2 separate regions of the Homo sapiens genome follow, and region 1 is linked to region 2. The links are chromatin loops, found by intact Hi-C in ENCODE. Cell type or tissue: CD4-positive, alpha-beta T cell. All regions are shown on one strand. Links, peaks and the distances in the headings refer to the core of each region. The heading gives the core; the rest is flanking DNA.

Evidence for each region. Hi-C counts contacts between places; a loop is a spot of excess contacts. Peaks named below come from ENCODE experiments on the same cell type or tissue, not always from the same donor. Only the 100,000 strongest peaks of a DNase experiment are listed, where the experiment ranks them.
Region 1: it touches region 2 in a loop (1.9-fold over the local background); 3 of 110 quality-filtered maps call a loop at or near these places.

The regions. Positions count from the first base shown.
Region 1 is chr3:71,330,565-71,346,272 of GRCh38, forward strand. The region is part of intron 4 of FOXP1 (forkhead box P1); the gene reads right to left. LOC124906248 (a long non-coding RNA gene) reads left to right here and starts at 7,366. Exons shown (of 4, transcript XR_007095957.1): 1 at 7,366-7,455. In CD4-positive, alpha-beta T cell, for the core only: no CTCF peak of the experiment used is centred there; no DNase peak of the experiment used is centred there.
Region 2 is chr3:71,380,283-71,395,990 of GRCh38, forward strand. The region is part of intron 3 of FOXP1 (forkhead box P1); the gene reads right to left. Among named protein-coding and RNA genes, the nearest start is that of FOXP1-AS1, 98 kb to the left of the region's middle. RefSeq lists a silencer at 9,996-10,290 and an enhancer at 11,971-12,050. In CD4-positive, alpha-beta T cell, for the core only: no CTCF peak of the experiment used is centred there; DNase peaks (open chromatin) are centred at 9,929 and 10,059; H3K4me3 peaks cover 675 bases; H3K27ac peaks cover 1,948 bases.

The DNA of each region.
Region 1 (15,708 bases), core at 5,572-8,071, 53 kb before region 2:
GGAGAAAAACTGGTAAAGAATCTGTGGACAAATTTATAACTAAAAGAAATTTGCATTAAGTGCAATTAAGACATGAGTGCCCAATAATAGTAGATTGCCTTAATAAATTATGTTACATTCATGCAGTAGTGGAATATTATGCAGCCATTAAAAATAAGGTTATGTGGCAACATTTAGTGACATGGAAAAATGTGCTTGATAAAGCCTCAGGTAGAACTTATATTACAAAAGAGAGAGGCAGAGTTTGCAGAAGCACAGTTTTTGAATCTTGCTGAGTCCCCACATAAAAACATACAGAGCAACTAGAGAGCAAAACCAAAAATCCACAAGCAAACAAACATATAAGAAAATCAGGCCAGGCACAGTGGCTCCCACCTGTAATCCCAGTGAGAGGTGACAGCGTGCTGGCAGCCCTCGCAGCCCTCGCTTGCTCTGGGTGCCTCCTCGGCCTTGGTGCCCACTCTGGCCGCGCTTGAGGGGCCCTTCAGCCCGCCGCTGCACTGTGGGAGGCCCTTTCTGGGCTAGCCAAGGCCGGAGACGGCTCCCTCAGCTTGTGGGGAGGTGTGGAGAGAGAGGTGTGGGCGGGAACTGGGGCTGCGCAGGGTGCTTGTGGGCCAGCGCGAGTTCTGGGGTGAGTGGGCTCGGCGGCCCCGCACTTGGAGTGGCCAGCTGGCCCGCAAGCCTGGGGCAGTGAGGGGCTTAGCACCTGGGCCAGCAGCTGCTGTGCTCAATTTCTCCCTGGGCCTTAGCTGCCTCCCCGCGGGGCAGGGCTTAGGACCTGCAGCCTTCCATGCCTGAGCCTCCCCCCTCCCCACCCCCCGCCATGGGCTCCTGCGCAGCCCAAGCCTCCCCGACAAGCGCCGCTCCCTGCTCCACGGCACCCAGTCCCATCGACCGCCCAAGGGCTGAGGAGTGCGGGCGCACGGCGCGGGACTGGCACGCAGCTCCACCTGCGGCCCCGGTGCGGGATCCACTGGGTGAAGCCAACTGGGCTCCTGAGTCTAGTGGGGACTTGGAGAATCTTCACGTCTAGCTAAGGGATTGTAAATACACCAATCAGCACTCTGTATCTAGCTCAAGGTTTGTAAATACACCAATCAGCACCCTGTGTCTAGCTCAGGGTTTGTGACTGGACCAATCGGCACTCTGCATCTAGTTAATCTGGTGGAGACTTGGAGAACCTTTATGTCTAGCTAAGGGATTGTAAATACGCCAATCAGTACTCTGTGTCTACCTCAAGGTTTGTCAACACACCAATCAGCACCCTGTGTCTAGCTCAGGGTTTGTAAATACACCAATCAACACTCTGTATCTAGCTAATCTAGTGGGGAGGTGGAGAACTTTTGTGTCTAGTTCAGGGATTGTAAATGCACCAATCAGCACCCTGTCAACATGGACCAATCAGCTCTCTGTAAAACAGACCAACTGGCTCTTTGTAAAATGGACCAATCAGCAGGATGTGGGTGGGGCCACATAGAGAAATAAAAAGCAGGCTGCCCGAGCCAGCAGTGGCAACCCGCTTGGGTCCCCTTCCATACTGTGGAAGCTTTGTTCTTTCGCTGTTTGCAATAAATCTTGCTATTGCTCACTCTTTGGGTCCACACTGCCTTTATGAGCTGTAACACTCACCGCAGCTTCACTCCTGAAGCCAGCGAGACTACGAACCCACCGGGAGGAATGAACAACTCCAGACGCGCCGCCTTAAGAGCTGTAACGCTCACCGCGAAGGTCTGCAGCTTCACGCCTGAGCCAGCGAGACCACGAACCCACCAGAAGGAAGAAACTCCAAACACATCCGAACATCAGAAAGAAGAAACTCCGGACATGCCGCCTTGAAGAACTGTAACACTCACAGCGAGGGTCCGCGGCTTCATTCTTGAAGTCAGTGAGACCAAGAACCCACCAATTCCGGACACACCAGCACTTTAGGAGGCTGAGGTGGGTGGATCACTTGAGGTCAGGAGTTTGAGACTAGCCTGGCCAAAATAGTGAAACTCTGTCTTGACTAAAAATATAAAAATTGGCCAGGCATGGTGGCACGTGCCTGTAATTAATCACAGCTACTCGGGAGGCTGAGGCAGGGGAATCACTTGAACCTGGGAGGTGGAGGTTGCAGTGTGCTGAGATCATGCCACTGCACTCCAGCCTGGGCAACAGGGCAAGACTCTATCTCAAAAAAGTAAAAAATAAAATCAAGTGACCAGTGTCACTTTGAACACTGTAATACAACAGATGTGGAAAAGCTAAGACTAGCCTCAAGTCCTACAGAATAGTAGCACCTAGGTGGGAAGAAGCAGAGGGCGGCAATGCAGCAACGGAAAGAACTGAGAAAAAGAACCCCAGTATTGCCAATAAGTACTAAATGGACAGTATGGTGAGCCAAGTTTAAAATAGCAGCTGAACTTAGGGCTGTGGGGTATTTCCCGTTCCAACAAAGGGTCAGAGCAAAGGGCCCGTATTAAGAAAAGTCTGCAGAGCTGGGAGGAGTCTAGTGCTTATGAACTCTCAAAACTGGGCTGTGAGGTCTCCATTCTAGCATAGGACTCCACACTGAGGAAAAACTCCTGGCAACAGAATCAAAATCAAAAAGGACAGAGAAAACCAAGAGGAAAGATAAGAGAAAGGCCTCCCCAAAGTAGAGAAGAATACAGTAAAGATATTTTAGAAAGCATGCCAGTAGCCAAGTAGTAGAAAGTAACCCAAAAGAGAGAGAGCTCTAAGGAATTAGAAGATCTCTCTTAATACAGCCACCCTGCTAAAAGTTCAGAAAAATCACTTTCACGTAAAAATGAGCAATATAAAAATTTTGAGGTAAAATTCTATACAAAGTGATAAAAAAAAAGGAACAGAATAACATCTTACACAAAATGAAAGCATTTATCAGACATGTCATTACTTGTCTGTAACCTATTACTTCAAAATGAGCTAAAAGACATTAAGAATAAGATATACGGCCTGAAAGAATTACATAAATCAAGCCACGTACAGTGGCTCACACCTGTAATCCCAGCACTTTGGGAGGCCGAGGTGGGAGGATCACTTGCACTCACGAGTTTGAAGCCAGCCAGGGCAAGATGGCGAGACGCTGTCCCCACAAAAAAATACAAAGAAATAGCTGGGTGTGGTGGTGCGTGCCTGTGATCCCAGCTATTTAGGAGGCTGAGGTGGGAGGATCGCTTGAGCCTGGGGGCACAGGTTGCAGTGAGCTGAAATGGCACCACTGCACTTCAGCCTGAATGACAGAGTGAGACCCTATCTTAAAAAAACAAAACAAAAGAAAATAAACAAAAAAGAATTACATAAATAAGAATTCGACTGGCTGAGAAATGGGGGAAGAAAGAATAAACTTGAAAAAAAGAAAAATCATTCTAGAAATAAGAAAATACACTAGAGGGACAGATAGCAAATAGATACAACAAATAACGCTTTAAAAAAAACTAGAAGGTTAAAATGAAAAACAAAATCAAACAGAAATTAAGAGAGAGAGAAGGATTTAAGGGAAAGTATCGAATACTGAAGACAGGTAAAGGAGATCCAACATATAGAAAATAGGAATCCCTGGGTCAGGTGTGGTGGCTCACGCCTGTTATCCCACCACTTTGTGAGGCCAAGGTGGGAGGACTGCTTGAGCCCAGGAGTTCAAGACCAGCCTGGTCAACATGGCGAAATTCTGTCTCTACTAAAAAGACAAAAATTAGCCAGGCGTGGTGGCACATGCCTGTAGTCCCAGCTACTCAGGAGGCTGAGGCATGAGAATCGTTTGAACCTGGGAGGCACAGGTTGCAGCGAGCCAAGATCATGCTACTGTACTCCAGCCTGGGTGACAAAGCTCAAAACTAAAAGAAGAAAGAAAAAAAAGTAGGAATCCCTGGAGAGGAAAGCAAAGGAAGAAAATTGTCCAAATACCTAAAACTATAATTCAAAGAAACATTCCTGAAATTAAAAAAATATTCTGAAACTACATATTGCAAAAGGACCCTGGACACTGAAGCATATTTGCTCCAAATGACCGACACTAAGATATAATCTAATAAAATTACTGGACTTAAGACTTATTATGCCAGAAGAAAAAGGAGTAACATATTTAAGATATGCAAAGAAAAAATGTGAGGCAACATTTTTAATTCAGTAAAGATTGTGGTTTAAGTATAAAGAACACAGCAAACTGTTACGAAAATTCAAGAATTCAGGGAATACAGTACCCATGAGCCTTTTCCAAAAAATCTAACAGAAATGAAGTTTAGACAAAATGACTACAGACATTGACATAAGGACTGAAGAACTGGTACTGAGCACTGAACATACCTGTATTACTAAAAAGTACAATAGGGTTAGAGTTAAAAGGGGGAGAGTATCATATAAATGGCTAAATGTCCTGAAAATGCAAATCTAATACAACTATCAAAAAATAATGCAAAGAGTGAGTGGCTCACACTTGTAATCCTAGCACTTTGGGCAGCCAAGGTGGGAGGATCACTTGGGGCCAGGAGTTCAAGATCAGCCTGGGAAACCTAGTGAGACCCCACCTCTACAAAAAAATTAAATTAAATTAAATTAAAAATTAAAAATCATTAGCCAGGCATGGTGGCACATACCTGTAGTCCCAGCTACAACAGAGGCTGAGGTGGGAGGATCACTTGAGCCCAGGAGTTCGAAATTACAGTGAGCTATAATCGTGCCACGGCGCTCCAGCCTGGGCAACACAGCAATATCCTGTCTTCAAAAAAAAAAACATAATAATGGAGTTAGACTAGGGATAGCATATGTAATAAAATGTTTACTCTTCTTGCTAATCATAACTGGTAGTGGAAGTATTTAGTATTGTTATTCTAAGACTGTTGTGTGTAAGGTAGAGAAATAAGCAGATGGGCAATTATGGGATATTCTAATGCTACCATCCCCTTTGTTCTCGAGAACCAAAACTGTCAGCATGGAAGAAAGGAGATAAAGATGTAATAAATAGGAGGTTAAATAAAAGCCCTGTAATCCTGATTATGAAATGGAAATATCAGGATGAACTCATGAGGCCTGGACACACTCACAACAAGGAGCACTGTTAGCGCTAAGATAATTGTCTTGAAACACAAATTCCCACTAAAAGAAATGGGTTTCTAGATAAATGGTTGATTTCAATTCTCAGGTAAGAAATGTACAAGGTGGCCAGGCGTGGTGGCTCACGCTTATAATCTTAGCACTTTGGGAGGCCGAGGCAGGTGGATCACCTGAGTTCAGGAGTTTGAGACCAGCTTGGCCAACGTGGTGAAACCCCGTCTCTACAAATAATACAAAAATTAGCTGGACTTGTTGGCGTGCACCTGTAATTCCAGCTACTCAGGAGGCTAAGGTAGGAGACTCAGGCGGGGGTGGAGGCGGAGGCGGAGGTTGCAGTGGACCAAGATCGTGCCATTGCACTCCAGCCTGGGCAATAACAGCGAAACTCCATCTCAAAAAAAAAAAAAAAAAAAAAAAAAAAAAAAAAGGTACAAGGTGAGTCTGAAACATTCTGTCATAGCAGGGAGCAAAGAAGCTATGAAAGACCGTAGGGTCATATCAGAAGGACAGAGGAGCGAATGCAAAGAAGTTACACTCATGAAAGACAGACAATTTGATCTTCAATAAAAGTTTAAAAAATGCAATAAATTGAAATCTACTAACATGTTTAAATTTATAGTTTATAAAAACATAAAAAATTTTTAGTTTATTTTATTTTTATTTTACTGTAAGTTCTGGGATACATGTGCAGAATGTGCAGGTTACACAGGTATACGTGTGCCATGGTGGTTTGCTGCACCTATCAACCAGACATCTAGATTTTAAGCCCCACATGCATTAGGTATTTGTCCTAATGCTCTCCCTCCCCTTGCCCTCCACCCCCCGATAGGCCCCAGTGTGTGAGGTTCCCCTCCCTGTGTCCATGTGTTCGATAAAAACATGAAAATTTAATGGTTACTTTCAGAAAAGGAGAGCGAGTCAACTCATTATTTTGAAACTTAGTAAATAGAGGGAAAGAATTCGACATTTATCCTGTATTACCTAAATGAACAGTACCACTGGGTAACTAAAGAGTAGATGAAGAATAAAATTACAAAAGCATCCCAGCTAGTAAGTAGAATTAGAATATCACCGTGTTGCATCTCCCAGTGAATTAATGGATCTAGGCAGTAAGGATTAATGACCGTCAATATCACAAAAAGGAAGACAATAAGATATTATATCCCTCACAAATGAAAGAACACAACACCACCTAGAGTTGTGCTGAAGGGATCAAACATGAGCCTCTGGATCCAGCTTGCCAATGTGCAGGAGATAGAGAAGGCAGAGGGACATGTTGAACTGAGGATGCAATCAGCAACTTCCAGGCTCTGGGGAACCCTACAGCTCAGGGGGCCAGGGATCTCTGAAAGGTGGTAAAGTACAAAGAAAAGAAAGGCATAGACAGGAAATCTTCAGATTAAGAAACTTAAAAGACATATCAAACATTTAAAAAGTGGACAATATTAAACTGTGGTGTCTAAGGATGCACATGTAGGTGATCAAATAATTAACAAATGGAAATGATTATGATAAAAGTAAAAACATGAGTTGTTTTTGGAAAGGGCTGTGAGTGGAACAGGACACAGGAGAAACTTCAAGGTGGCTAAGTTCAATTTCTTGATTTGGGTGGCAAGGTTCCCTGCCTTAAAACAATTTTTATGTAAATATATACAAATACATATATATGAATGCAACTTAATACAGTAGCCACATATGGCTATTAAAACGGAAATTTAAAATTAGGTAAAATTTAGTCCCTCAGTTATACTAGCCACATCTGCAGTGCTCAGTAGACAATGGCTACCTTTTATACAGTATGGAAATAGGACATCTGGTTCAGAACTGATCTGTGCGCGAGCATGTGTATAGTTGGGAGTGGGTGGGTAGTTTTCTATAACTGTTCTACTTTATAAAAATATTGAAAGTGCAGGCCCCCAAATACATTACATAGCTATACATATATTATCTCAAATATAGAAATATTGGCTATTCTTTGAAGTAATAACAAAGGGCATATACCTTCCAGAAGATTGATCAATGATATGAAACCATTTTATGCCATGACACAGCAGGGACCCCAATCAGTCCAATGGATCTGACTTCCAGTTGCTGGTACATGGTAGCAAAAACTTTCATCTCAAGGATAATGTAGCTGTGATCAGAAAAGGTTAATAAGCTCTTCTCCATTATGGATTGATAACTAATCATTTCAATTATCATTAAACATTTATTAGACATTGGGAACAGAGAAGGCTATGGCAGAGTGGAGCAGCAGCATCCATGCCAGACAGACACTCCAAACAAGGGACTCAAGATATGTACCTCCGTTATACACAAGGAGGACGAGGAAGCGCTCGTTTCACAGGGCTGGACATCCTTAGGTCACAGTCATCATACCTCTGTACTGCTGCTGAGCTCATAGTAAGTATTAAGGAGGAATTTCCTCTGAAGAGATTCGAAAGAGGTGTACGAAAGGAAAAAATGAAAGCATGGCTTATGCTCTCATAAAATGTTTCTAAGCAGGATAAATGACATAAGAGAAATGGGAGGCTATATGTTCACACAGATCAAAGTGAGATCTGCAAAAACATGTGTTACATAAAGAGCAGAGGGCCTAAAAAGAAATTACTTAGAGGTCAAAACAAAGAATCTCAGAGAACAAATAGGTACAAAGGCAGGGGTGTCCACTAATCCTCTTCGGTTATTAGCAGGACAAGGGTCAGTGTTATAGAAAGTGGATAATTATGAGGGACGGATTTGAATAACCTAAAGAAAAAGGATGGAGAAACAAAACATCTTAACTACAAAATGCCTTTCCAACCCGAGTCTTTAATTATCCCAGGAGAGTATAAATTTTTTCTTTGAGACGGAGTCTCACTCTGTCACCCAGGCAATCTCGGCTCACTGCAAGCTCCATCTCCCAGGTCCATGCCATTCTCCTGCCCCAGCCTCCCAAGTAGCTGGGACTACAGGGGCCCGCCACCATGCCCAGCTAATTTTTTTGTATTTTTCGTAGAGGCGGGGTTTCACCCTATTAAGCCAGGATGGTCTCGAACTCCTGAACCCGCCTCGGCCTCCCAAAGTGCTGGGATTACAGGCATGAGACACTATGCCTGGCCAATATTTTTCTTTAAAATAATATAATGGATATAAAAACATAATGAGAAAAAAAATAGGACTACAGAACTTGCGATCCAGTGCAATAAAGAAGACACTAACAAAGGTGCATTAATGGTTAAAAGGTGTGGAAAAGCAGTAACTAAATTATACTTTGGTAATTGTGCAAGGTACCACACGCTAAGAAACACACTAGCTTTGAGTCAAGATAAAAGATGCCTATCTAGCAAAGAACACTAGGATGGTTTAAGGGGAAAAAGAAGAAAAAGAAAACCACTAACAGGGTCTAATTTCTCCCCCTATTCCATATCTGAGCCTTCTGATCTCAGAAAGTCCATCATATGTTTACTAGTGTCTGGATATGATCCAAATATTCTCTTCAGCTCTCTTTTACATTTTATTCTATCGAGAAAGATTTGGCAAATGAAATCTATTATGATGTCAAAAGGTAGCTGACAACATAAAATGTATCCTGCTGAGTTGATGCCGCACACGGCTAAATTTACAACAACACAAGTATCATAAAAATTATAAGAACTGCAAATTAACCACTGATTTCTAGTTCACTGACATAAATAATGGTAAGGACCTGGATAACTTCCAAACATCTTTACCACTGTTTAATTTGTCAAAATCTATCAAGAGCATTTCAACCACAAACCTGTCCTCTAAGGTACATTATCATTCCCACACTCAGATTAGCATTGGTGGCAACGAAGGAAGACTGTATAATTACTAGGGCTCCTGGAGGAGTCTCCTCTCCTTGTTGTAACTCTTCAGCGTATCAGTGTCTCACTCTTTCTTAAATACCATTCTTACTCTCAATTAGTTATTTAAGATCATTAAAAAATTGGGCTCTAATTTTGTAAGAGATGTCTCTCTGCTTTCAAAATTAGTCCCTCATTACAGCGTTAAGGTTCCTACTGGGCTCAAATTAGCAAGATTTTCTGTTTACTTCATATTTGTGAACCAGGAATGCTGGTAGCAGTATGGTACAAGAATAGTTAGCTGACGGCTGTTGGGAAACCCAGCAGGTAGGGAGGTAGCACATTGAAACAAAATGACAAAGACGATAATTCCTCTCTGAGAGAAAGTTAAGATACAGAATCACATGGCTTCTTCCACTAGCAATCCAATCTATGGACCATTCACATAAATGACAAGAAAAGAAAATGGCTTTAACATACATGTAAAATCTCTTCTGAAAAACCATGTTTCATTCATAGTGAATATACAGTCGTGGCTAAACTATTTTATTGCTCATAAACACCAAAAGATGTTTAACAATAATAAAAAGGCTGAAGAATTATTTCATGTCAAAGTAAATACCCTTTTAAACATCTTTAAGTGAGGAAGTATCTTTTGATGCATATGTGTATGTACCTGTGTGTGTGCATGGGTGCTTGCGTAGATAACCCCCTGCCCCCCTATTTTCCCACTGACATATGTCTAGAACAAATTTACAATACTGCTGAAAAGGAACAAATTAAGTGTTTGGCCATAGCACTGTTAGCAAAAATAATCAATCAGTAGCATCAGTGTCTAAGTAGAAACTATATATGTATTTGTGCAGAAACTAGACAGTTATAACTCTTTGATTTGTCCTAATACATTGAGTGTATGGAGATGTTTGACAGATACTAAGTAAATCTAGCATACACTACTTGTGCCCAAATTGGTTTATTTCACATTTCTGTATTTTGGGGGGAAAAGCAATTTCTGTATGACAGATGCACCTGGAGTTTGCCACGTGGCCTCCACACAGAAAGGGCTGTAGAGTCAGAGATTTAGCAACAAGAAAATTGCATTTTATTCTTATTTCTTAAAAAAAATAAAAAGCATATTTTTTCCCATGGAACATGTTTGTATTGAGTTAGTCCATGTCTACACAGAGTAAGTGAATAGTGGAGACGAAACAATGATCTGGGTAAATCAAAGCTCCCAGTCATCTGCTACTGAAGTTAATGTTGGTTTGGCCTCAATTGGACCCTACCAGCTGCCCACAATAAAAAAAATTAATATATTGATTAAATAAAGCCACCAATCCCTCATCTCTCTTTACCTGTGTAAATATGGCCTAAATGTCTCCATCAATGTCAGGGAGCCACTATAAAACTAAACTTTTTCAGAGAGTGTTTTAATTCTTAAACACTAAAGCTGAATGAAGTTCTGAGAGTGGGTAACATAAGAAGAGTTTTCTTTTGCTTGCTTTGAGAAAATCTTCACCTAAAAACAGAACCCCAAAATATATGAAGCAAAACTGACAGAGCTGACAGGAGAAATAGACAACTCCAGAATAATAGCTGGAGACTTCAATACTCCACCTACCAATCCTGGACAGAATGAGGCAGAAGATCAGCAAGGAAATAGAAGGCATGAACAACACTAGGAACCAACCAGGCCTAGGAACCAACCAACCAGACATCCATCCATAGCAACTTCCACCTAATGACAACAGAATATACACTCTTCTCAAGGACACTCTCCAGGATATACCATATTCTGAACCATAAAACATGGCTCAGTAAATTTAAAAGTATGTTATCCAATTACAAAGAAATGAAATTAGAAATCAGTAACAAAAAAATGTGGGAAATCCATAAACAAGTGGAGATTAAACTATACACTCCTATATAACCAACGAATTAAAGGAGATTAGAAAATACTTTGAGATGAATGAAAATGAAGACATACTAAAACTTATGAGGTACAGATAAAGCAGTACTCAGAGGGAAATTTATAGCTGTAAATACCTATATTTAAAAAGAAGAGGCAAGGCGTGGTGGCTAATGCCTGTAATCCTAGCACTTTGGGAGGCAGAGGCGGGTGGATCACCTGAGGTCAGGAGTTCGACCAGCCTGTAATCCCAGCTACTCGGGAGGCTGAAGCAGGAGAATCACTTGAACCCAGTAGGCGGAGGTTGCTGTGAGCTAAGATTGTGCCACTGCACTCCAGCCTGGGCAACAGAGTGAGACTCCGTCTCAAAAGAAAAAGAAAAACAAAGAAGAAAGATTTGAAATAAAATATTACTAGGATTTAATCAACTGGTTAACAGATCCACCAACATATCCTAGAGCTTGACTCTCCAGTCGTAAGACTGAACGACTTCTACAGCAATCATTTTCACTCAGTAAAGACAAAGGTTTGAAGTTGTATTATCTGGAATGTTTCAAAGTTATTTATCCATGGAAGCTTGTGGTAGAACATGCATGAGTCGCTTCTCAATGATTTCCTAAGTGAGGAAACTGAGATCACATAACAAGTTAGCCAAAAATACAGCTTTAAAACACAGGCTTCTGAATTTGAATCTTATGTTTTTTTCTGCTACATAACTAGTCTTATGAATTTAACTTTTTTGCCGCTTATCAGATTTACATGCTGCAAGCTACTAAATCTTTGGGTTACTACTGCCATTCTCTTTTCTAGATGTCCACATGAGGTTCCATGTACACATCAGGAATTAATTACAATCTATTTTACAAATCATTTCATAAATCAAGGATGAATCTTTATTCCTGAAATCACAAGGGACTTATAGGAAACCATGTGATGTGGTCTGAGAGACCTGAAAACTCAAACCCTATAAAGATAGTGGAACAGAGACCATATTATTCCTAGTCAAATGATCTAAGAAGGCAAAGCAGTGAAAAATCTGGATTATAAAAGCAAACAGGCCGCACATAGTGGCTCACACCTGTAATCCCAGCACTTTGAGAGATCGAGGCAGGTGGATCACCTGAGGTCAGGAGTTCGAGAACAGCCTGATCAGGAGTTCGAGACCAGCCTGACCAACAAGGTGAAACCCCATCTCTACTAAAAATACAAAAATTAGCCGGTCGTGGTGGCAGACTCCTGTAGTTCCAGCTACTTAGGAGGCTGAGACAGGAGAACTGCTTAAACCGGGGAGGTGGAGGCTGCAGTGAGCCGAGATCACGCCATTGCACTCCAGCCTGGGTGACAGAGACTCCGTCTAAAAAAAAAAAAGCAAACAGACCTTGATCCAAGTCTAAAATCTACCTCTTTCTTTTTTTAAATTTTGAAATAATTACAGACCACAAGAAGTTGCAAAAATAGTACAATACCCATATACCCTTCATCCAGTTTTCCCCAACGGTGACATCTTGTACAGCTGTATACAGTATCAGAACCAGGAAATTAGCATTGACATATTACTGTTAACTAAATGACAGATTGTATTCAGTTTGGGTTACTTCTTCTGTAACTCTAGGCAATTTAATAATAGGCAATCTCTCTGAGCCTCACTTTATTCACCTGTAACATGAAGGTGGTAAGAGGAGCTACTTCATAGTACTTACAAGAACTCAGTAAGATGGTGCTAGTATATTGCTTATAAAAGTAGCTGTCACACAGAACAAATGGCCAGATTATAATTATTAAACAAAACTTCTGGGATTTCCAGTTTGCTCTGACACTTTCCCTGAGGTCCTTCCTACTTCTCACTAACATAGAGATGGCATCTGCCACCATTTATAGTTTCATCCCAAAGGACAAAAACACTAGAAAAACAACAGAATGTAGCCTACTCTAAGGACTAAAAGGAAATGTAATTCAAAATTCCTCTTCTTATGTGCATACATTGATTTTTTTTTCTTTAACTTAGTGTTTCCAACAGTCAAATGACTCAGGTGCTACTGACGATGCCCTTTGAGGCCTCTAGGAGAGAAAGGACTGAACTAAATAAAATAGCTGGATCTTACACCAATATCTAAGAATAATCTTACACTTTAAATGGCTTTGTGTCCTTTTTTGTTGGGTTACGGGGCGGGGAAGATAAGTTCTTTTTTTCCCCCTACTATGAGTTTTTAAATCTCAATTAGATTTTTTTTTTTTTTTTTTTGAGATGTAGTCTCACTTTGTCACCCAGGCTGGAGTACAGTGGAGTGATCTCGGCTCACTGCAACCTCAGCCTCCTGGGTTCAAGCAATTCTCCTGCCTCTGAGACTACAGGTGTGTACCACCACACCTGACTAATTTTTGTAGAGATGCGATTTCACAAAGCCTAGACTGCTCTCGAACTCCTGACCTTAAGTGATCTGCCCGCCTTGGCCTCCCAATGTGCTGGGATTACAGGCATTGAGCCCATCACGCCTGGCGTTCAATTAGATTTTCTGAATCAAACAGATTAAATGCAAGCCTGGATCTACCCTGTCACAGTTTCCAAACCTACTGGTGTCAACACTAAGGAAAGCAGGACTCTTTAAGAGCCGGGTTTTTTCATTGGTCTTAAATAGATCTCTGTTTGGATATATTTTTTTGTACATGCAGCAAAGAACTACATATAGAAACAGTTCCAGGCGCAACCAAGGCCTTCCCATCTGGGCACTATCCCACAGTCCTGTTGGCCCTTGCCCTCAACCAGTTGTGTGAGTACATCCGCCATCTCTCTGGTTGTGGCATTGCATACGCATATCAGTACTAAGAATGTTCCAGGACCTTCCCTCCTTCACAGCTACGTTTTAGGGATACGAGTATTTAATTTATAATGAGGAAAGAAGAACTCTGCTAGAGTTTCCCCTAACCCTAAAATGTTCATACTTTGAGAATAGTTGAATGGAAAACCTTAAGGAATTTTTTTCTATCTTTTTTTCTATTCTTCTGTCGTTTTGCAAATTAGCTGCATTTTCAAAACTTGCCACCCACAAACAGTGTGAAACACTAGTGTCTGCTGTTTCTATCAACAGACATAATTTGGAATCAGTTAAAACGACAAATAATATGTCCACTAATCAGCCAAACAGCTAAAGTAGACATCTTTGGTCCATTTTAATACCCGGATTTCTCTTCTCCAAAAATCAGACCAAATAAGAATCATATTTGAAGCTGGGTACTGTGGCTCACGCCTGTAATCCCAGCACTTTGGGAGGTCAAGATGGGCAGATCACCTGAGGTCAGGAGTTTGAGACCAGACTGACCAACATGGCGAAACCCCCTGTGCACTAAAAATACAAAAAAATTAGCCAGGCATAGTGGCATGCACCTGTAGTCCAGCTACTTGGGAGGCTGAGGCACGAGAATGGCTTGAACCTGGCAGAGGTTGCAGTGAGCTGAGATGTGCCATTGCAGTCCAGCCTGGGGGAAAGAGCGAGAGTCCGTCTCAATTAAAAAAAAAATCATATTTGGATCATTTTAGCTCTGACTTCAGATTAGGGCAGGCATCTTAAATGAAATGATTTCCAGGAACATTACTTAGTGCTAAGATCATAGGAAAATAATTTAACAAATACAGAACTAGACACATTCTATACTGCATATATCAACTAACTAGTTTATAAGCCTTGGTGTCCCAAGATTCATTTGTAATTGAATCAAAGAAAATATTTGGGGATACAGGGAAGCAACTTATTTTTCATTTTATAAAATATACCAAAAAAGGCTGGGTGTGGTGGCTCACGCCTGTAATCCCAGCACTTTGGGAGGCCAAGGCAGGCAGATCTCAAAGTCAGGAGATCGAGATCATACTGGCCAACATGGTGAAACCATGTCTCTACTAAAAATACAAAAATTCGCTGGGTGTGGTGGTGCACACCTGTAGTCCCAGCTACTCGGGAGGCTGAGGCAGGAAGATTGCTTGAACCCAGAAGGCAGAGGTTGCAGTGAGCCAAGACTGTGCCACTGAACTCCAGCCTCAGTGACAGAGAGAGAATCTGTCTCAAATATATATACACACACACACACACACACACACACACACACACACACACACACACATATATATACCAAAAAGATCAAAACCTGGTTTCCTAACTGAATTGAAAAGATGCCTTTAGCTTTGTGGGCCACTATCCCTTGTCCAGTTCTAACTGCCTTTTTCTCAACATGAACATATGTTTCCCTTAAAATTACTTCTTTTTTCCTACCCTGGTGTTATGCAAGATCCCTGCTTATTTTGGCGATGAAAACAAAATAAGAAGAGCCACCCAGAGTTCTCCATTCCAAAGAGAAGAGCTTCCCAAGAAAAGCAAAGTTTTGCTGTTGTATTTCCTTTCAGCACTGCTGAGAGCAGGCGGCATTCTTCAGTGCAGAAATTCAGTGCAGATGGGGGAGCTGGTCCTGAAATACCTATTAGAACCATGAACAGCAGGTGCGGGCAGGGACTACCGATAGGCTATAGGTTTGAAATCAATAAAGTTTTTGTAAAAAAAAAAAAAAAAAAAAAAAAAAAGAGGAGTGAGGTGGTTAAGTAGGCCCAATATGCAATGAGACAAAGTGCTTTTCAAGCACAAAATATAAGGAAAGGAGAGGCTTGGTATTTCAGAGAGAGCCGAAGAAAAACTAAACTCTCAGACTGAGAAGGCAAAGTTTGACTTTATTTCTATGATCAAAATCCTCACAAAAATGGCCATAGGTCTAGGTGAAAGCTTTAAAAATTTGGGAGGGGCTAGCATGCTTATGTAAGAAAAACAAAGAGCAGCTTGCATATAGGATATTGGTTTCAATGAGGGAAGGCGAATGCCAAGAACAGTCTAAGAATTAAGCACTCACATAATAGATCACTGTGAGCAAAGCTCTCCTGCAGATGTTGGAGTTGGTGATCTA
Region 2 (15,708 bases), core at 8,891-11,390:
TGGTGAGCCGCAGGTTCTAATTTTACATCCACAATACCCTGACACACTGGCCAAGAATTCCTAGTCTGGCAACTGGGAAGGCAGTAGATCCAAAACAACCAACGTTGTGTAAGTCAGGTAAAACAACAGCAAAGGCCAAGAGGCTCAGCATGAGCCTAGGCCAAAGGCTTCCCAGAAAATATTGCTTGGCAGGGTTATTGTAGCCAGTATAGTTTAAGAAGGCTCCCTTTGCTTTCTTTTCACTCTGATGGAAATGTTGTTTCTAAAATGCATTGAGCACGAAACATTTTCGGCAACTTAGAATAAGTTCACATTACCATCGACAACACTTTACACTCTTCAATGTTTGATATGCACAATGTTTATTTTTTAACAATGAAGTTTCCTCCACAGTTTGACTATACTCTTTTTAGACATTTTTTTTTTTTTTTTTTTTTGCAAAACAATCTTATGGTATTGTGTTTGCCTCTCATTACTCTTACTGAATATGCATCTCTTCTGTGGCCTTTCAACCAAACAATTTTCCCCCAAGACAGAATGGTTTTTTGCTGGTTCTGCTAACAACAATTTCTGTTGTTGAGTCATAGACGCTATCGTAGTAGTGTTAAAATGTATCATCTTTTTCTTTCCATATGATTAATGTTTTTAAAACATGCTAGTAAAACGTAAAACTTACCATATCTGGAAAAAAAGGGACTTGAAACATTGAATTTAAAATTTTGGAAATAAGAGTAGCACAAATGAATGTCCTTTTTTCTTTTATCCACATCTGCACAACATTTGACCTGGTCGTCCCTTCTTACCTTCTTAGGTAAATTACAATTAGTTTTATCTGCTATTGACTCAGAAACCTGAGACATGAGGTTCTCTCTTTTTTTTTTTTTTTGAGATGGAGTCTTGCTCTGTCGCCCAGGCTGGAGTTCAGTGATGTGATCTCGGCTCACTGCAAGCTCCGCCTCCCGGGTTCACGCCATTCTCCTGCCTCAGCCTCCCCAGTAGCTGGAACTACAGGCGCCTGCCACCGCGCCCGGCTAATTTTTTGCATTTTTAGTAGAGACGGGGTTTTATCGTGGTCTCGATCTCCTGACCTCGTGATCCGCCCTCCTCGGCCTCCCAAAGTGCTAGGATTACAGGCGTGAGCCACTGCGCCTGGCCTTTTTTTTTTTTTTTTTTTTTTTGAGACAGGGTCTTGCTATGTCACCCAGGCTGGAGTGCAGTGGCACGATCACAGCTCACTGCGGCCTCAACCTCCTCGGGTTCAAGTGAGCCGCCTACCTCAGCCTCCCAAATATCTGGGACTACAGGGATACAACACCGCTCTCAGCTAATTTTTCTATTTTTTGTAGAGACGGAGTCTCTCTGTGTTGCCCAGGCTGGTCTCAAACTCCTGGGCTCAAGCAATCCACCCACCTCAGTCTCCCAAAGTGCGGGACTTATAAGCATGGGCCATCATGCCCAGCCCTCTATTGTTTTTAACCACAAAGAACTCCTTTTAGTAAATTCTAAGCACTCCTACCAACATAGATGCTAAGTTTCAGATTCTACCAACACTTATTTGTTACGTATTAATTCATAGGGAACATCTACCAAATTGCCAATCAGAGCTCACAGATTAAAATGTTTATGACCAAAAGCCAAGGAAATTGACATTTGATTAACGTCAAAGTCTTATGCAAATGACTGAATTAACATTAGCCTTTAAAAATATGAAAACAGGCCCAGCTCACGCCTGTAAATGCAATACTTCAGAAGGCCTAGGCAGGCGAGTTTCTTGAGTCCAAGGCTTCAAGACCAGCCTGAGCAACATGGCGAGACCCTGTCTCTACAAAAAATCCAAAATATTTTGGCTGGGCATGGTGGTGCACGCCTATAGTCCCAGCTACTTGGGAAGCGGAGGTGGGAGAATTGCTTGAGCCCAGGAGGTAGAGGCAGCACTGAGCCATGATGGCACCCCTGCACTCCAACATGGGCGACAGGGACCTGTCTCCAAAACAAGAAAAAAGGTGGGGAGGAAAAAAAAACAGGTCAATGAAATAACCATTTAAGGCTGTGTCCCCAGCATCTTGTCCTCTAAACTACTTCCAAACGGGACCAACTGACATATGGGAAGTCATGGGATTTTGCAGAAGTTGATTGCACCCCAGCTCCAGTGGCGGAAAACACATGGCCTAAAACATGCCAACTAATATATTCCATCTCCCTGGCCACAGGGAGGGTGGTATGTGGCAGAAACAAGTCCAACTAGAGTTTCAAGAATTTTTCTGAAAATCCTAAGAAAATATTCCCTTTTCCACTCTCCTGCTTCACATGTGCAAGGAAATCTACAGCTTGACAGTTGCTAGGAATCATCTTAAGACTGCAAATAGGGCCACTCTGAAGATAAGCCAACACCATGAAAAGCAGAGCAGAGAGCTGGATCAAGTCTCTCCTGCAGCCTACCTACTAAGGACTTGCCAGTGACACTCTTTAAGCCTGCCTTTACTGGACTTTCTGTTGAGTACAATCAAACTCATCCTAATTTAAATACTGAAAAACACCAGGATAACATCTTCTAATCCTTTGACGGCATCTTCTAATCCTTGGATGGCATCTTCTAATCCTTTGACGGCATCTCCTGGGGTTTGGGGATCCCAGGCCTTGGGAGCCACTGTTCTGATGAGAAATACATCTTACATATTTAGGTGTGGGTATGAGAACTTGAAAAATAACCAATAAGGGTGCACTTCAAGCTTGGTAGATGTTTTTCAGAGTTTTTGTAACACCAAGTCAGGAACATCACTGTGAAAACTATGAAAGATAACACCATCAGGAAACTGCCTGATGTTCCTCATCTAATTATGAGATACCCATGCTGGCTGACATTATTATGGTAAACTGACATGAGAAGATGGGCCAGCTCCAGGTGGCTCTCTAACAGCAAATGCTTTCCGCTAGCTCTGCATCAAACAGCACCACTTTACCCTTTCTTTGGCATCCTTAATTTCTAGGGGAAGGGGAAGAATTCATTATCAGAGAAGACTCGATTAAAGAATGACATATAAAGTGTCAAACTTTACAAGGAAGACTGCATAACCAATGGCAACAATAAAATGCTGTGAGGCTGAGATTTTGGTTTTGGGCCCTAGGATTTAGGGCAGACATTGTTGGTCTAGTATCAGAAAATAAGTATCAATGAGAAAATGTTGGTATTTAGGGCATGCACTTTGAATCAACCTATTTGATTAAAGGGAAATACATGAAAAGAATAGAGGGTGGCAGGTCCAGTCAAAATAGGTAAAACCTTAATATGTCTTTTTCTATGCAAAGTAGCTTCAGTTTTTGCTACATTTATGGGAGAGAGAGTGGAGGGAGAAAAAGCAGGGGTGTCTGTGCACATGTACTTAACTAAAAAGATCATTTTACTAGTCAGCTCATCCTTGACACATCGCTTGAAACATGGAAGACCAGGCCCCCTTGAACCTGGTTTGGAAGGAAATGGTGAGACAGAAAGAGAAAACTAAATTGCCGTTTTTAAGAAACATGAGTTGGTAACAGAAACCAGAAGAATGAGAGGTGAGAAGATAGATAAAAGAGGGTAAGTCAGGCAATTTGGAGGTCATGATGTATAGAGAAAGCTCTTCAGAGACAACTATGTATGTGCAAACATACAAGGCTGGCGGGCGCGGTGGCTCACGCCTGTAATCCCAGCACTTTGGGAGGCTGAGGTGGGCGGATCACCTGAGGCAGGAGTCCCAGACCAGCCTGGCCAACGTGGTGTAACCCTGCCTCTACTAAAAATACAAAAAAATTAGCCAGGCATGGTGGTGTAAGCCTGTAGTCCCAGTTATGTGGGAGGCTGAGGCAGGAGAATCGCTTGAACCCCCAGAGGTGGAGGTTGCAGTGAGCTGAGATCGCCCGTTGCAATCTGGGCAACAGAGTGGGACTCCGTCTCAGCAAAACAAACAAACAAACAAACAAACAAACCAACAAACAAACAGGCTGTTAAACATCCTTCCAAATTTCTCTGATGCAAACTTCCTCCAACTCCCTAAACTTCCACGGTCTGTGTGAGCTGTGTGGAAGGAAATTGTGGAAAGAAGCTAATTTCTAACTCTGAGAGAAGAGAGAAAAGCAACGGAAACAAGGAATATCAAGAGTTCTCTAACAAAAATCCACCACGAAAACAAAGCCTCCAGAAATGCTCATTGGAATTCCCACAGGGTATAAGATAAAAGTTCAAGCCAATTTTATTAGAATCTCAAAAGTCAAAGTGACCTCAGCTGATAAATGACTTAAAGCATTATGACAAAGCTCTCAGTAATGTGGCCAATTGGAGACTCTCAGAAGAAATGTGAACGACATTCTGAGTTGACACTGGTATGAGGACCTGCAGCATCTTATCACATATATTTTCCTAAAACAATTGTCACCAACTGTAAAGGGTTCAGGTGAATTTCATATCACTGGCAGTCTGAGTGGTGGAGTGGGTGGCAATGAAAGCTTTTTAATTTTAAGGTGTTCCAAATAACTCTAACCATTTAGGAAATGGCCATGTAAGGAATTAAGAAGTAGAAGCTTAAGGCTACTAGCATGGGAAGGCAATTTTTGTCAGGGTGACACATTTTCTAGAACCCTGAAAGGAAATCACTTAGTGGTATCTTGAAAGAAAAAGAAACGGGCACTCTCTCAGCCCTTCAATCAACAACACAAAACAGACTTGAGCAATAATACAGCATTTCTTTGGCTACAGGAAAAACAAAAACAGAACACAACACAACATCAGTGACCCTGAAGTGTGTGCTGTTAACCTTCTTAGTAATTAAGAAGGGGCACGGGAAAAGGAAGTAAAAAAAAAAAAAAATCCTAACTGCAATCCTTCATTGGCAAAAGCAATGCTTCTCATATGCATTTCGGCAGATGAATGGATTTGCAAAGGAGAGACATACCAACCCAAATGAAAAGTTAACACATTTACTGACCACACTGTCAGCCCTTATTTCACAATAGAATGGTAATCTTGCTGAATTCTTTAAAACTGTATTATAAATCACCTAACATTTACTAGAGCATTTAAAGTTGCCAGGCTTCTGTGGAGGAATGCATTTTGAGGGGTATAAAATTCTGCGTGTTGGCCTGAACCACACGTACACAAAGTAAACCCCATTTTCCCTCTACTGCTCTCAAACTGCAGCAGCAGGGAGCAGAACCTGCCCCAATCAGCTGCTCTGGGGAGAGACTGACGCCTACCCCACTCTTCCTCTCCCCACTTGCTGAGGTGGGAAAGGCTCCCAAGAATACATATGTGAGCATAAGAGAACAGCGCATGCTCATGAATAAGATACATATACAAACACACACAGTAATACATATGAATGTATATAGGAATACATATATAAATATGTACATGAATATGTATACAAACATGAATATGTATAGGTATGTGTCTGAAGCATGGCCTACAAATCTGTCATCTCCAATGTGCAGAAAGATTTTTCTTTATCTCCTAAGACTGATTTATATCGTGGTCTCCTTCTCCAGCCACTTTCTTTTCCCCGCACCTCTCTAAATGTACCAGTCTCACTCTTTCTACTGGCTTCTGTGGCTTCAGATCCACATCTCCAGCCCTGACTATCTTCGTAACCTCTAGTTCAATGTGTATTTCATCACCTTCCAAAAGACTCTGCCTGAAATTAACGTCTGCACCTCAAGCCACATCCAAACCTCAGCTCATCCCTTCCCAGCCTGCCCTCTCTCCTCTTCCATTAGCAAGGGATAAGAATACCAACTCCATTCTCCCAATCATCTGTCTTTCACACCAAGTACCGCCCAAAACGTTAAGGATTTTGGGACCTCTCCATCACTGCCTTTCCAATCTCATCAAACACTCAACTGCAGACTGTAGTTGCCGCTCTTCAGAACATCACAATTTCCTCCTATCTGGGCTCCTCACTACATTGCTTTGAAATATGACAGATGAATTATCCCAGAGCACAGTTCTGACCAGAGACTCCTCTGCTCAAAAATCCCTGGTTGTGCCCACTGGCAATAGAGTCAGTCCTCAAAAGGCTGATTCTTAAGCCACAGAGTCTAATTTGAAATCTTGGCTCCATCTGACCATTGCGTGCCCAGGGTAAGATCACATGACTTTTCCAAGACTCAGTCTTCTCATCTCTGTTAACTACGCATAATAATAGAATCACGCCCTGTGCGGTGGCTCATGCCTGTAATCCCATTACTTTGGGAGGCCAAGGTGGGCAGATCACGACCTCAAAAGATCAAGACCATCCTGGCCATTATGGTGAAACCCCGTCTCTACTAAAAATACAAAAAAATTAGCTGGGCGTGGTAGCGCATGCCTGTAGTCCCAGCTACTCGGGAGGCTGAGGCAAGAGAATCACCTGAACCCGGGAGGCAGAGGTTACAGTGAGCCAAGATGGTGCCACTGCACTCTAGCCTGTTGACAAAGCAAGATTCCGTCTCAAAAAAAAAAAAAAAAAAAAGAATCACCTTCCTTGGAAGCTTATTACCAGTAAAATAATACAATGAATTGTCAACCACTAAGCTTGATGCCTTGCCCATAGCAAATGTTATCTGCCATTAGTATTTAATATTAATATTAATTAATGTTACTGAATTCTTTACTCCTTAACTCTGAATTTGAGGTTCTCCATCTTACATCAGCTACCTTTCCAACCTACTAATATTTTCTCTTTTCTCCTCTATGAGCTCTGTGTACCAACCAAAGGAATTGTTCATTGCTCTGAGCACCAAGATTTTTAGACTTTGTTGCTTATTCACCCAGCTGCCATGAGCCAGAAATCCCCTAACCCAAATATCTAATGTTTATATTTTCAGCAAGCTCTAGCTGAAATGCTTCATGACGGTAACAAAATATCTTATTTCTTTCGACACTTTATTCCTAAGGACAGAATTTGAATATGAACTTTTGCTTTTTCAAAGTTGCCTACATAAACATCAGAATAGGGCAGGAGGTACTGGAATCAAATGCTGGTCTCGTGCACACAATGGGGCATAGTGCATCTCTCAGAACACCAAAGTCTAAAACTGGGTTAATAACTTCATCACCTTGAAGTCTTCCACCATTAGTTAGTAAATATATCCCTTTTTCTTGATTAACTCAATATTGTATTGCTACAATTGGAATAATTAAGGATTTTATAGCTAAGACATCTAAAATTGTATTTCTTTCTCTTTCTCATTATAAGTAAGGATTTCAGATGTTTTAATGAGCCATCATAACAAGTTTTAGCATCAGTGAAACCACTTCACACCTGAATGACTTAATATTGTCTGTAATCTGTCTCTTTGAATTCACATTGGTTTTTTTCCATAAAAATGTATCAACTTCTTGCTGTGCGTATGAACGAATGCATAACAATTCTTAAAAGCGATATATGCATGTGTGATGATTACACATTATAAACTCAATAACCACACCCATGTGTCATCTTCAAATGGTATTTATTAAGGACCCATGTGTTCATGCGGCATGACACAAACAAAGTCGTTGTTCAATCCAGCTTCTATTTATTTCAACGTCTAATGCTCTTAAGAGAATGGGTGGTTCTCTGTTATTGAAAAAAAGTTTGTAACTGTCAAAACAAGAAACTGACTTGGTTATAGTCAGAGGCTTACGATGCCAATACCAAACCAATGCCAGAACATATAATAAAAAGAAAAGTTCTGTCAATTTTTCCCGAAAGTCTGTTTCTATGCATTACCCATATATCCAGCCAATTCAAAAGGGATGAAAAGTAAAAATTCTCTGCTGTAATATAGCCAATGCAGCCAGTGGATTTCCTTTTCTAACTTTATTTTTTTTAATGTCCTGTAGACTCATCGTAAATCATTTCCAATCTAATTCTCTGGCTTCCCAATTTTAACTGTCGGCCTTATTTAAAGAATGGCCTCTATATTTAACAGATTCCATATCCATTCTGAGAGCTAGTAAGCTAAAAAAGATGTTCTAAATGCATCATTCAACTGCGTGACTTTTTAAGCAGCTTAAATGTTAAACGGCCCAATTGTCTTACCTAGCAGTGATTTGAAAACTATATAGATGGCTTTCTACTAATGAAGAAAATTATAGTTTAGTGCACGTTCCGCAGCTCGCCCTTCTAGGTTTCAGGTGAAATGTTTTTATAGCCGTGTATTCTCTAAATCTACCCGAACATGCATTACTTCATCAACATCAGAAAACATAAGAATTCAAAATTAACGTTAAGTACAAATTTTCCTTTTATCTGAAGATACACATTGTAACACCGGTTATTATTTTTTTAACCTGTTGACTATTAGGGCTTTTATTAAAATGAAAAATTAAATGAAGTTTCCTAAAGCACAAGGTAACACTTAGTTGCTTTCAAGGGTGCTCAAGGGAGAAAAAGGGAAGAAGAAAAAAACATAGTGGCAGTTACAACAAATTAACAACATATAATAAAAATGCCATAAACATGCGGCATACATAATAAATCTAATCAAGTCTACAAGGCGGACAGATAAAAATGATTAACTGCCACTATCCTTGAAAAGAAAAGAAAAATTTTGTCCCTAGCTATTCATCACAGCTAATGTTCTGACCCTAAATCTAACGTGTAGAGCGAATGGTCTTTATAGTAACACACTGTACCAAGTAGAATGGCCTTTTCACTTCCTATTTTATTTTCTGAGAAATCGAGATAACAAAAATGTCAGAGCTACTTTTTAACTAAAGGTGTGGCTTTGGGAGGATGTTAATAAAGGTTCTCAGAATCTTTATCTCTATCATTAGAAATTTTTAAATAACCAAAAAAAATTTAGTATTTGTGTACTGATAGGACAAAAATATTACATATCTTGAGGCAACATTCCATCACTTTTTATTGGCTGACTGCATTCATTTCCTGATTCCGATATGGTGCAAATTCAGTGAGGCCTCCAATCAATTAGGACTCCATATGCTATATCTGTAAGCGGCGGGGGGGGGGGGGGCCGGGGGGGGCGGGTTATAAATTTCACCTAAAGGAAATGTAGGAAAACTGAGGCTTTCCTACAAGGGAGGGTCTGTGGCTCACAAAGGCCTGCATCACTTTCATGAGCGACACCTGCGTTCCTCTTGGCACAGGATCATCTCGATAGGTAGCAGGTTTATGACTGCTTTGCTTTTATAAGTGCTGTTGCAGTAAGGGTTACCTGAAGTGAGGATGAACACAACGACGTGTACAAAACAAATATAATAAAATAAATTAAATAAGGTGGAAAAAAACTGAAGTGGTTCAAATGAACAAACTCCTACTTGCTCCTCAAAGAAAACACGAAGAGCTTTCAGAAACATCTCCTCTGAGAGATGCAAGAGAATATGAGTAAATTACAACAATTAAAAACCATTAAAGATAGAATAATTGAGAATACCTGTTTAGGTAACAATGACTTTCTTGAATGCCTCATAACAGAGGTTCTATTTTTAATCACTTTTTTTGCAAAAACTTGCATAATTTAATAATAATTGTGGATTTTTAATTTTTATACATCCACAAGAACATAAAGTGAAAACCATAAATTATACTGACTCCAGCTGTTAAATGTTGGCATTCTGTCTTTAAAAAAAAAAAAAAAAGTTCAAAAATCTGTTTCCTCAAACCAAGGAAATGTGGGAAAAGGCCATCCTGCCAGTGGAAACCTTCAGCAGCAGAAAGCTCAGGCTGCGGTTTCTTGCCGAGGCAGCAAACTCCACTGAAAGAGAAGTCGCTGCCAACTCAAATACTATTTGCTTTCACACCCAAGAACAAACTGTGTGCATGGCGAAGGCATCGAAGGGCTCGGAGCAGCTGGAGAGGACTGCAGAAAGGTAACAGTAGTGTCAGAGCTACTGTAAACTGGTTCTCACTTTTCTATCAGCAAGTTAGCATCCAGGAAAACAACGCAATGCCTTCACCTTGCATCCCAGCAGCCCTAAGTCAGGACCTGCTGTAACTCAAAACCTCCTCTTTCTAAGTCAACAAGCCAAGGGACTTTTCAGAAAAAGAAAAAATCACCCAGACAAAAGAAACACATACTTCAGCAGTGGGATTCTAAGGGCCAAGAGGTTCAGGCTTGAAATGGAGTCATGAGGAATTTCCATATCTCAGTGCGACATGCAACCCACCTTCTCTGTAAGCAGGAAATGCAAAGGAAGTGTTCACTGCAACTTTGTAAACCAAAGGCAGAAAGCTCTGCCAAAGCAAATATCCTTACTGCAAGGCTTCTGCTTAAAAGGTCCTGCAAGTTACAGTTGTGCCTCATGGATGGGCGTCAGTAAGGATGTGTGTGTGTGTGGTGGGGAGGGGGGTTGGGGGGGGCAGTCAAGAATTCTATAGGAAGAGAAAAACAATCCAAGTCTCCAAAAAGCGAAAGGTTTATTCCATGATGACATTCTGTTCCAGTTTCAAGTAAACAAAGGCCAACTTCTTGCAGACATGGCAACTTCTTGCAGACGTGGCCCAAGTTAAAAACGGTTAAATAAGAAAGATTTTAAAAGTTCCTTTGTGCATGCTGCTTTGAAATAAACAGTTCAAATTCTTGTGCAGTGCCGTGTAGTCAGGAAGAGATGAGCCCCCCATCTGAGACAAGCCTCACGTTATCAAACTCTGCCCTCCCCAGGCCTGGCCTGTTGCAAATCCAGAATTAAACACTGTTAATTATTTGCAGGCAAAATCCTTTTCAAAGTAAAAAATCAAATTGTTTGTTCAAAAACTCCTGCTCCATCTAAGTTCCCCCTCCCGCTGAACATCATTACTTCAAAGAGCTCACAAAAATGTCATGGCCTCCAAACATGTATATGAAGGAAATGATGAATCTGTATGAATGGAAGATCTAAGTATTCTCCACTTGTAATAATAACACTCACCTAAAACAAAAATATCACATATTTCCAATTCTAGATTGGACTTTGTCAGGTTTCAATATTAAGAGTCAATTTTATTGACTTCCTCCAGTTTAAATTTAGAAATCTTTTTCTTACTGTCTTAACCACCCATGCCTACTTGCCCCCACTACAAAAAGTTTCATGGTTTAGACATAGGTTGAAAAATCTGCCTAACTAAATAAACAAAGACTGCCTTTCTTTCCAAATAAAAATGAGTTTAAGAATTTGCCTACTGTTCCCCCAAGACACAATCATATAGCAAATTCTCCCACCTCCAAAATGATTGATGTGATGTCTTTCCTTTCTTTCATCATTCCCTACCTTGTCTGGTCGCTGGTGAAAACCAGGAAGCCACAGACACACACTTCGGTCTTTCGCTTGTGCGGGCCTCAATTCTCCAATGCCAGGTTGCTGCCAATGTCCTTGCAGCCAATGGTAAACAGGCCACAAGGTTCAAGTTAACTGCGGAGCGTTACTACACTGAACATCTGGTCATGAATGAACGGATTGCCCACTAACTCTCAGCATTGGGCAGCTGATGAAAAATTCAACATTTTCCTTGTTGGCACAGTTGTTTTGGAGAATTCTCTAGAGCTTCCTGAATTATATTAAGAAAATTTCACTGCAGCAATCTATATCTGTGAGAACAGCTGGTGTTGAAAGGGATCTGCTGCTCTCTCTCTGTGCTGGGGGACCTCATGTTGGATCAGGACACTTTTACTACATTTGTCCTTGAAAACTTAGCCTTCGTTCAGGGGTACAGGGTAAAGCAGGAAAGACAGCTCACGGATGCTGGATTCCACACAGACGAACATCTTAATTCAGAGTGAAAAATCTATTACTCAGTGAAGAAGGCATTAAGATCAAAACAGTTCATTAGAAATAGACCTGTCTCTGAATTTTCTTTAGAAAACATATCTAATCAAAATTATCGTTGGGTTATGATATCAGATTGGTCCTATCAGCATGGCACATTTCCTAAAGATTTTCAGTAGAAAATAATAGTCCTTTATAAAACTCAACTAGATGCAATGTGTCCAAACATTACTTTTTCACCACATAACTGATTTTAAACTCAGCAAAGTGTTTTATTAAACCTAAGGGTGAAACAATTAGAGCAAATCTGATGTAATATGTTACATTATACTCAGCACTGGAAGAGGTCACAGTGACAGAGGTGTCTGAGGCTTAAGAAAAGAAATTCTCTAAAAATATAACAGTCGCGTTTAAAGAAATTAACTTGTTAATGGATATATGTGATATATTACTATTCTTTTTGTTTAAAAAAAAGGAAGTGGTAAACTTAAGTCAAGCTAAATTTAGGCTATTATCTATGCAGCATAAATTTCACTTCTGTGTATAAATGCTAACTTGCATATTTCTCCATGGTAACTAAACTATGATTAAAACAACAGTGAAACCAGCCTTTAAAGCCACCTGTTTAACTAGGAACAACCTAATTTACAAAAATACTTAAACTTTGGAAATTTCATGGGCATCTATATCGTGCTCTTCCCAGTAGAAAGCTCACTTTTCCATGAACATATAATTGCAATGCACTTGGCCTAGGTCGCAATCATTCTTTTTTTAACTAGTGTAATTTTTTTCATGTATTGTTCACGCTAACCTAAGTGGTATTTAAGATTGTAAAGAATAAGACTGTAATAACTCTTTCCAAGAAGAAAGTTATTTTACCGTTTGGAAGGGATTAATTTACCTAGAAAGTATCTTCACATTTTACAAAAAGAACAAATGAAAAAAGTGAGAAAATTCCAAACTGAAATGACTCTTTGAGATGGCAAGCCACATTCAAACTAATTTTTTTATTGAGATAGCCTGATAATTTACTAATGAAGAAATGGGCTATTTTATTGGTGAAATTAAAGAAATAATTATAATATGCCCAAGAATAATAAAAATGTAGGTATAAGCAATATTTTCTTATTTAATTATAAAACATAAAAGTAGGTTTGAATGTGAATCATTTTGAAACCTTAGAATTGGGTTTAGAATTTAAATACTGAAAACCCCATGAAGTTGAAGCATAATCATAATAGGTCAGGTTTGGTGTGAAAATCATGACTCATATTCATGACACATATTCAGAAATGCCTCATACTAAAACTTTATTATAATCAAAAATTGATCCTCAGTTTTTTTTTGTCTCCTGGTCTTTACATGATGTAATGTCTAAGACCACATTTCACACTGTTAAGTAATGATGACTATAGAAGACTCATAATAAAAAAAAAACTCATAAAATGTCACAATTTATAATTTTATGTATACTTGCCTCTCTAATATCATGTACATTTACGCAGTGGATGCTAATTAGATAACAACGGTATTACTATAATGTCTATAAAACCTGCCTTTAAAACCAAATTCCGTTAAAAATAGTCTTTTCAAGCTGACATAGCCCATTTCCAGGGTCATATTTAAAATAATTAGCACCATTGCTAGTAAATGTTCTAATAAAACTTGAAAATGATTTCTAAGCAAAATGCAAAATTCTCTAAACTTAACAAGAAAGTCTTCCAGTAATCTGAGATAATCTTTTGAAAGGGTGTCTGTGAAATCAAAGCAGTTTTAACATTTTAAAGTTCAGAATCTCTAGGGCCACTTACATGGCTCCTGAAAACTACTCTTGGAGAACCTGACCTATGGACTCTCTCATCCCATCTGATTCTTTTTCATTTTTTAAATTTTTTGTAGAGATGGGATCTCACTGTGTTGCCCAGGCTGGTGTTGAACTCCTGGGCTCAAGTGATCCTCCAGCCTCGGCCTCCCAAAGTGTTGGGGTTACAGGCATGAGCCACTGCACTCAGCCCCATATACTTCTTTGACACATACAAATGTCTGCGGAGCAGAGCAAGAGTTTCTGAGAAGCACATGGAAACAAAAGCCAACTATGCCTGCATCAACAATGTCCACTAAAAGAGCCCCAATTTCCAGAAGAGTCACCAGCTCCCAAAGAGCAGAATGTAAATTGTTCATATGCACCAGCCCAACTCCAAGGCAATCAGCAGTTATTTTTAGAAGTCCCGGATTTTTGTTTTCTCAGAACAATGATGAGTCCTCTTTAGAGATACGTTTTTAAAACCAACAGTCAACTCTCCTTTTTAAGCCTCCCCTATTTCAAATCCAATTCAGCTATTGGACAAAAAATCTAGAAGAAAGAATTCCATAGGCAGTGGTCATTTGTTCTTAAATACATCCCAGACCTTAGAAGAAAAGGTCAAACAGGTTATCTGTGAGTGTGAAGCAATGCCTAGGAACCAATGAGGGAAAAAGGTAACTATACCCACCATGAATTTGTCTGCTAGGTTTCTCCCGGTAAGATATAAAGTCTCTTCAATGGATCAAAGATGCATTTTTATAGTTTTAAAAATAGACATTTTAATAGATAAGATGATCAAATTGAAGGGTCATCAATAATAGCAACTTTGTATTTTGTATATGACTTTGCATTTGTCAGGTAGCTGCCATTTCATCATTATACCGACCCTTGTGTCAAAGGTAGTGTCAGTCTTACAGATGGATGACTCTGGAAAAACTAAATGGCTCGTCCCAAAACTGCTGGGATTTGTTTGGGGACTCCAATTCCAGTGCTCCTTTCACTATTATGGCTCTTAACGAAAGAATTGAACTGGAGGCTGGGCGCGGTGGCTAACGCCTGTAATCCCAGCACTTTGGGAGGCCGAGACGGGCAGATCACCTGAGGTCGGGAGTTCGAGACCAGCCTGACCAACATGGAGAAACCTCGTCTCTACTAAAAATACAAAATTAACCGGATGTGGTGGAGCATGCCTGTAATCCCAGCTACTTGGGAGGCTGAGGCAGGAGAATTGCTTGAACCCAGGAGGCAGAGGTTGCGGTGAGCCAAGATCGCGCCACTGCACTCCAGCCTGGGCAACAAGAGTGAAACCCCGTCACAAAAAAAAAAAAAAAAAAAAAAAAATTGAACTGGATAATCCAGACAAAACCATCTACTTCCCCCTAGTTAATATCTGGAGACTGTTTCACTGATTCTATTATTTGGCTCATGACTGAACAGATTCCTAGTTCCCTTTTAGCATTAAAGTAATAGGTAGAAGAATAAAGCTCGGCGTCTTGCGACCCTGGTTTCCAAAGTCTGTAAGATCAGGCCCCAACTAGTTCTGCTGCCTTGAGTGTTTCTGCTCTCCATCTTGTATGCCTTTTTTCTGTTCCTCAGACCCACCCAGTTCATGATACCCCAGGGTCTGAACACTGGTTGTTCCCTAAGTCTGGAATGCTTCTCTTCCAAGCTGCTCCTGGCTGCCTCCTTCTTGCCATTCAGACCTCAGCTCAAAAGTCACCTCCTCTGAGAAGCCTTACCTGGGTACCTCATCTAAACTGGCCCAGGGGCACTCCTTATTTCATCATTCTGTTTTATTTCTCTGCACAGCACTTTCCTCTGATACTGTTCTTTGTTGTTTGTTTAGTATCTGTACCCTACTAGAATACCAGCAACACAACAGCAAGGTTCTTGGCAGTCTTGTTAACAGTTATATTCCCAGTACGTACAACACTGCCTGGCACACACAAAGTCTTCAATAAATAATTGCTAAATGAATGAATGAATCATATCCCACATCATATCGGTCTCCAATAATGTATTCTCCTCTTTATAATGTAGAGTCCTTTGATATGGTCAATGTTGCGCAAATTTCCTGTAATTAATGGGGGGGTTGGTTATGAATGACTTGGCTATATTAAAATATATTATAAATGCTCTGCAGAAAAAAAGACTGGTTTCTTTAATGATATATCGAATAAGAGGCATCTTTGCACCCACCAGGAAA